Linked DNA regions of Homo sapiens: region 1 is linked to region 2. The links are chromatin contacts, found by POLR2A ChIA-PET in ENCODE. All regions are on one chromosome and are shown on one strand. Each heading gives the region's core, a stretch centred on a gene start or an enhancer-like site at or near the end of the contact. The rest is flanking DNA. Distances are from core to core; before and after follow the strand shown. Region 1 holds the start of FUT1 (fucosyltransferase 1 (H blood group)). Region 2 holds the start of PRR19 (proline rich 19).

The links. ChIA-PET counts read pairs that join two places held with the same protein, here RNA polymerase II (POLR2A).
Region 1: POLR2A ChIA-PET joins it to region 2 with 15 read pairs in activated T-cell. The contact joins the promoter of FUT1 here to the promoter of PRR19 in region 2. POLR2A ChIA-PET finds 5 or more read pairs at or near these places in 2 of 52 experiments (HEK293 and activated T-cell).

What each region holds. Positions count from the first base shown.
Region 1 is chr19:48,750,880-48,754,226 of GRCh38, forward strand. FUT1 (fucosyltransferase 1 (H blood group)) reads right to left here and starts at 1,762. Exons shown (of 2, transcript NM_001384359.1): 1 at 1,611-1,762; 2 at 1-404. The coding sequence starts at 402. RefSeq lists enhancers at 119-758, 1,964-2,550 and a silencer at 1,799-1,848.
Region 2 is chr19:42,300,882-42,304,398 of GRCh38, forward strand. It overlaps PRR19 (proline rich 19), which reads left to right and starts at 1,251. Exons shown (of 3, transcript NM_199285.3): 1 at 1,251-1,622. It overlaps PAFAH1B3 (platelet activating factor acetylhydrolase 1b catalytic subunit 3), which reads right to left and starts at 1,743. Exons shown (of 5, transcript NM_002573.4): 1 at 1,351-1,743; 2 at 1,069-1,158. The coding sequence starts at 1,428. RefSeq lists enhancers at 1,218-1,267, 1,348-1,477, 1,430-2,084 and a silencer at 1,638-1,857.

The DNA of each region.
Region 1 (3,347 bases), core at 512-3,011, 6.5 Mb after region 2:
TTCTGGGGCCAGCACGGGCAGGGTGATGCGGAATACCGGGGCCAGGGCGGCATGCATGGCAGGCAGGATAAAGGCCCGGCGGCCGTTGAGCTGGGCCAGAGCCAGCAGCGTGGCATACTGTCCCATCTGATTACCAAACCGGCCATTGGGGTAGACAGTCCAGGTGCCGGAGAGGGAAGCAGGGTGCTGGGGACAGGAAGAGGAGGCGTTGGGGCCCATCGCAGTACCCGGCAGGCAGAAGATGGCCACTGGGGGTGTCACCAGGCGGCGGTCTGGACACAGGATCGACAGGCCTAGGCCATGTGGAAAGCTGTCTTGATGGATATGGAGGAAGAAGATTACAGAGAGGACACAGACTAGCAGGAAGGCCAGGCAGAGCTGACGATGGCTCCGGAGCCACATGGCTGCAGGGGAGGAAAGGCGAATTAGCAAATGCTCTGAGGCTGAGGAGGGGAGGCTGAGGAGGGATGTGGGGTAAGGGAGGCGCCTGGGGTGCAGCACTCCTTAGTCCCAGGGAAAGAGGAAGTTAAAGGTTTAGACTCCTGGGGCTGAGGTAGGGAGAGCCTGAGTCCTAGGTTTCAGGGATGAGAGCCTTGGAATTTCGGGGCATGGGGACTGGAAGACAAGTGGTTTTCAAGATAGCCATGGTTTGGCTGGGCACTGTGGCTCACACCTGTAATCCCAGCATATTGGGAGGCTGAGATGGGAGGATCCCTTGAGCCCAGGAGTTCAAGATCAGCCTGGGCAACAGAGCACTCTTACAAAAAAATTTTAAAATTAGCTTGGCATGGGCCAGGCGCGGTGGCTCACACCTGTAACCCCAGCACTTTGGGAGGCCAAGGTGGGTGGATCACCTGAGGTTGGGAGTTCGAGACCAGCCTGACCAACGTGGAGAAACCCTGTCTCTACTTAAAATACAAAATTAGCCGGGCATGGTGGCGCATGCCTGTAATCCCAGCCACTCGGGAGGCTGAGGCAGGAGAATCGCCTGAACCCGGGGGGCGGGAGTTGCGGTGAGCTGAGATCATGCCATTACACTCCAGCCTGGGCAACAAGAGTGAAACTCCGTCTCCAAAAAAAAATAAATAAAATTAGCTTGGCATGGTGGCACATGTCTGTGGTCTCAGCTACACCGGATGCTAAGGCGGGAGGATCCCCGGAGCTCACAATGAGCCGCGATAGCACCGCTGACTGCACTCCAGCTTGCGCGACAGAGAGGGACCCTGTCTTAAAAAAAAAAAAAAAAAAAAAAAAAGAAAGTGGTCCAGGTTCCTACACCTTTCCTGAAGGAATCTCGAGTCTCCCCTCCTGTAAGTTCCGCTGATACTGGACTCTTCCACCAGCCTGTTTCTCAGGAGTACCTGTCTGTGAGGCGCAAAATCCACCACAGAGGTGGTGATGGGAAACGATAGTTCAAGTAAAACAAGAGAGGCTGGAGGGTCAGGAGCGGAAGGAGCATCTTGGTTCCTGGAGGAGTAATGGCTGGGGAGGTGGCGGAGATTCCTAGGGCCTTAGGAAGACCTGGAGAAGAGGTTGGGGGTGCACCTCCTGGTTCTGAAGGAGTTGTTCCTGGGTCCCAGGAACAACTGAGTGGGGCAGTCCCCACTTACCCGAGCTGCTTGCAGGTGGCAGATCCACAGTCCGCTTTTCGTGGCCGGAGCGCACCCTCCGCAAAGGCAGGCCACATCCGGCCGCCCCTGGAACGCCAGGCGTCCGGCTATCCGGCCCGGCAGCCCTCCCCTCCGCGCAGCCTGTCCGGACTGGCAGCGAGGGCTTGGGGAGGAGAGGAAGGAGAGGGCGCGGCCGGGAGTCTCGCAGCGTCCGCCCTCCCGGGCCGGGCGGATGGCTGGAAGGTGGAGCCCCGCCCGTCACTTGGCGCCGAGCCCCAGCGCCAGGGGCTAAGGCGATGGCCCCTGGGCCCACCGCTCCCCAGATCGGGGATGCAGGGGACCGCGCCCTGCCCCTCCGCCCCGTCATTGACCTGCGCGAAGGCTTCACCCAGGGCAGGCTACCTGGCTTCTGAGCAGCCGCAGCATCATTGCGTGGACCAGGAGACGGAGCGCCCAGTTGCAATGCTGGAGCCGGGAGGTCCAATCCGCCGCCCTCTCTCTTCCGGTGCCAGGGCTTAGAGTCGGCCCCCGACACCTGGGTGCTTCGAGCCTGGCCACGCCCCAGCGGCTGGGCAGGGCCCCCGCACCTGGTCCCGGCGAGTGGAGCGATCGTCCGCCCTCTGCCGCGTCCTCCTGGGGGATGGAGAACCTGTTTGCCAGGCTGCCGCCGGAGCGCGCGAGGGCCTCCAGCCTGCAGGTGCTCCCGCGCCCACCAGGGTCTCCGATCTCCCACACCCCCCGCCTCACCGTCCACACTCAAATTCCAGAATCCCAGCCCCTAGTCACTCCTTTTGGGGAATTCTAGGGTCCCGTGCCAAACTGCTACTTTCCAGACCTGCACTGCACGAAGGCAACCATTCCAAGGCTGGAGACCGGAGTGGAACAGGGTCTGTTTCCCACGCCGTCAGCGGGGGCCGTGGCTGCCGGCGCCAGAGACAAAGGCCTCTGCCCGCTTGTCACCTAATTAAAGCATTTTCTCTGGTCCAAGGCCCACCTCCAGCATCGCCAACCCCGAGCAGGGCAGGCTAACGTAGGGTCCAGCCCTACGGGGCTTTGCGGGTGGGTGTTCTTCCCCTGTGAGGAGAGGAGAGATTGTAAGAAATAAAGACACAAGACAAAGAGATAAAGAGAAAACAGCTGGGCCCGGGGGACCACTACCATCAAGACGCAGAGACCGGTAGTGGCCCCGAATGGCTGGGCGCGCTGATATTTATTGTATACAAGACAAGGGGGGGCAGGATAAGGAGGGTGAGTCGTCCAAATGACTGATAAGGTCAAGCAAGTCACGTGATCATGGGACAGGGGGCCCTTCCCTTTTAGGCAGCCGAAGCAGAAAGAGAAGGCAGCATATGTCAGCGTTTTCTTCTCTGCACTTATAAGAAAGATCAAAGACTTTAAGACTTTCACTATTTCGGGCGGGCGCGGTGGCTCACGCCTGTAATCCCAGCACTTTGGGAGGCTGAGGCGGGCGGATCACAAGGTCAGGAGGTGGAGGCCATCCTGGCTAACACGGTGAAACCCTGTCTCTACTAAAAATACAAAAAATTATCCGGGCGCGTGGTGGAGGGCGCCTGTAGTCCTAGCTATTTGGGAGGGTGAGGCAGGAGAATGGTGTGAACCCAGGAGGCGGAGATTGCAGTGAGCCGAGATCACGCCACTGCACTCCAGCCTGGGGGACAGAGCGAGACTCCGCCTCAAAAAAAAAAAAAAAAAGGCTTTCACTATTTCTTCTACCGC
Region 2 (3,517 bases), core at 1-2,500:
TCGGCTCATTGCAATCTCTGCTTCCCAGGTTCTGGCGATTCTCCTGCCTCAGCCTGCCAAGTAGCTGGGACTATAGGCATGTGCCACCATGCCCAGCTAATTTTTGTATTTTTAGTAGAGACAGGATTTCGCCATGTTGGCCAGGGTGGTCTCGAACTCCTGGCCTCAGGTCATCCGCCTGCCTTGGCCTCCCAAAGTGCTGGGATTACAGGCGTAAGCCACCACACCCTGCCTAGAGTCTCTCACTTTAAACCAAGCCCCAGGCTCTGTTGCTCATGCTGAGGTGGGCGGACTGCTTGAGCCCAGGAGTTCAAGACCAACCTGCGCAACAGGGCAAAACCCCATCTCTACAAAAATTACAAAAATTAGCCAGGTGCATGGTGATGTGCACCTGTAGTCCCAGCTACTCGGAGACTAAGGTGGGAGGATCACTTGAGCCCAGGAGGCAGAGGTTGCAGTGAACAGAGATCATACCACTGCACGCCAGCCTGGGTGACAGAGCAAGACCCTGTCTCAAAAACCAACCAACCAACCAACCAACCAACAAAACAAACCAAGCCCCATAGAAGCAAGACTCACTTCATGAAAATCCAGTCTGCTTGAGCCATGCATTGAATCAATGGCATTACAGTTGAAACTTATTTTGATGAAACCCATTACAGTTGGACATGCTTTGTGGAAAGATATTATTATGATTGAGTCCTCTTTGTGGAGTGCCATTAGAGTTGCCCTTCGCTTCCTGTAAAGTGACTATAGCTTTGTGTAAACCCAACAGGGCTGCGCACTACTTAAAGCAAACAAGAAAGAGCCTCACTTTAGGCAAGCCTATGGCAGGAAAGCCTCATTTTAGGTCTTAGTACATTATACACAAATCCAATCTGATAAAACCAAGGCATACATTTCTTTCTCAATAGAATGTTGCACCTTACACCAAGATTCTCAGAGCCTCGGGCTGCCTGAGGCCAATCTGGGTACTCTCATAATACCTCACCTGGCCTGGGTTCTGGTCCAGATGTGTCAGCATGGACACAGGGCTGGATGGGGCAGGGGGAGAGGGACTGCCCTCACCTCGCACTGGTGCATGAGCTGGACCAAGGAGTCCCCGATGAAGACGACTTCGGGTTCCTTATCTTTGCTGTCAGCCACGAACCGATGGTGCTGCGGGAGCGCGCGAGAGGGAGTCAATGGCATGCACGCTCCAGGGCCCGCCCCGCCCTGCTCCCTTAGGCAGCGCCTCCTCAACTGCCCTCAGTTTCCCAATCAGGTAGTGAGAGTGGCACGAACCAGCCGTTCTCCTGAGCCACCCCCCGCGCCCCCGGACTCCTCAATATCCCAGGTGGGAACGCTCACCAGGGACATCCAGCGCCCGTCGCCCTGTACGTCCTGCACCGGCGTGGGCTTGCTGGCTGGGTTCTCCTCTCCACTCATCTTGGCGCCGCAGCTCCTGCAGGATGAGCGAGTCGGGTCGGCCCGGGAGTGTTCCGAACGGAGCTGGCTCCGCCACGCCCACTCCTACCCCTCGCGGCAACAAAGGACCGTCCCAACGCTAGCACACCCGCGGAGGACGAAGGCCGATACAGGGCGCCGCCTCCTCTCCAGGGACGGAAGCCTTCACTTAGGAGGTAGGTGGAATCAGGAACCTTCGCTTCCCCCACGACGGCCGCACAGTGGGCTCGCCCGGCGCTTCCCGCTCGGGCCGCTGACTCCCAGGCCGCGCACCCGGCACGGGGTGGGGGGAGGGAGAGGCGAGACCATCCAGCTCCCGAGGCGGGGAGGAGGGAGAAACCACCCACCGGTCACGGGGAGGGGCGAACTACCTGAAGAGTCGAGAGTGGGCGGGGAAAATCTAGCCCTCTGTCTAGCAAATGGGAAGAAACCATTTGCTGTACAGAGTGAAATGTGCGGAAGGGACCACCTACTGTTGCGGGGGGGGGGGTGACCCATTCACGTGGTGGGGGGAGGGGAGCGAGTGGACGAGTCCATTCTTATATTCCCTTGAAGGGGTGGCTCGAATGCACCTGGCTGGGGGGGACGCTCCTATTTTCTACTGATGTGGGGGACAGAAAAGGAAGATGACAAAATGTGAAAATTCGAGGCTCCCTTCTAAGGAGCCACTCTAAGGCCGCGCCAGGGCTTTAGTGAGCCTATCTACTCGTGGGCTTCCCCTACTCAAAACACCGTGGGTGTGTGTGTGTGTGTGTGTGTGTGTGTGTGTGTGTGTGTGTTGAAATCTAAAGTACATATCTTTGCATTCAAGACATCACAGGACCCCTACTCAAAACACCGTGTGTGTGTGCGCGCGCGTGGCATAACATATAAACTACATATCTTTGCATTCAAGACACCATAGGACCTGCTTGGAGGGTAGAAGAAGGTGCAGAAAGAGAAAGGAAATTAGAGACGCCTCCAGGGCTCAGGTCCAGTCTGGCGTCCCTCCGGCAGATCATCTTGCAGATCTGCAGCCTCTACACTCTCTCTAAACCCACAGGCCAACTGGGTATGTCTGAGCTCTGAAACCTACATCCATAGCCAAGGCCACCTAGGGTCGCGCCTCTCCCCCAACGCTGCCCCAAATTAATCTCAGACCTCAGTGTCTTCTCAGATCTCCCTCTTCTCTGGGACCAGGTGGGGGGCTCACTCCCTGCTAAACGTCCTGGTCATGTTCTTGTAGCCTCACTCCAGGTGGGACCTTCCCATGTATTCATTCCTTCGAGGTGGATTGATACTGAGACAGAGATGAGTGTTATTCATTGTGTTTATGTTTTCAATCCACTTTCCTGGAACTGGGCCGGGCACACAGTGGTTATTCCACAAGTGCTTGCTGAATGAGTAGTAAATGAGTGGGTCAGCTCCTGACCTTGTCCCAATGTGTTTAGGGAGACAGATCCAGACACAGAGGTGTAGGGGTGTCAAAGTTGTGTTTGAGGGAGAGACAGGGACCTCTGGGGAGGAAGAGGAGAAGGACTCTGAGGACTATGGGTTTCCTAGGAGTAGTATCTCAGCTGGGTCTGAAAGATAATGAAGAATGGGCAAGCAGAAAGAAAAGACACAGGTAATCACTTTCTTATTAGGTTTGGGGAATATCGTGGAATAGCTTGATTTTAAAGTCTGAGGGAGGCCAGCATGGAGGCTCATGCCTGTAATCCCAGCACTTTGGGAGGCTGACATGGTCGGATCACTTGAGGTCAACCAGCCTGGCCAACATGGCGAAACCACGTGTCTACTAAATATACAAAAAAAAAAAAAAAATTAGCTAGGCATGGCAGCACACGCCCGTAGTCCCAGCTACTTGGGAAGGCTGAGGCAGGACAATTGCTTGAGTCTGGGAGGCAGAGGTTGCAGTGAGCTGAGATCGCGCCACTGCAGCCCAGCCTGGGCAACAGTGGCCCAGCTTGGGTGACACAGCGAGACTCTGTCTTAATTACAAAAATAAACAAACAAATAAAGTCTGAGGGAGCCAGGTGCAGTGATGCATGCCTGTAGTCCCAGCTACTGGGGAGGCTGAGGTGCGAGGATC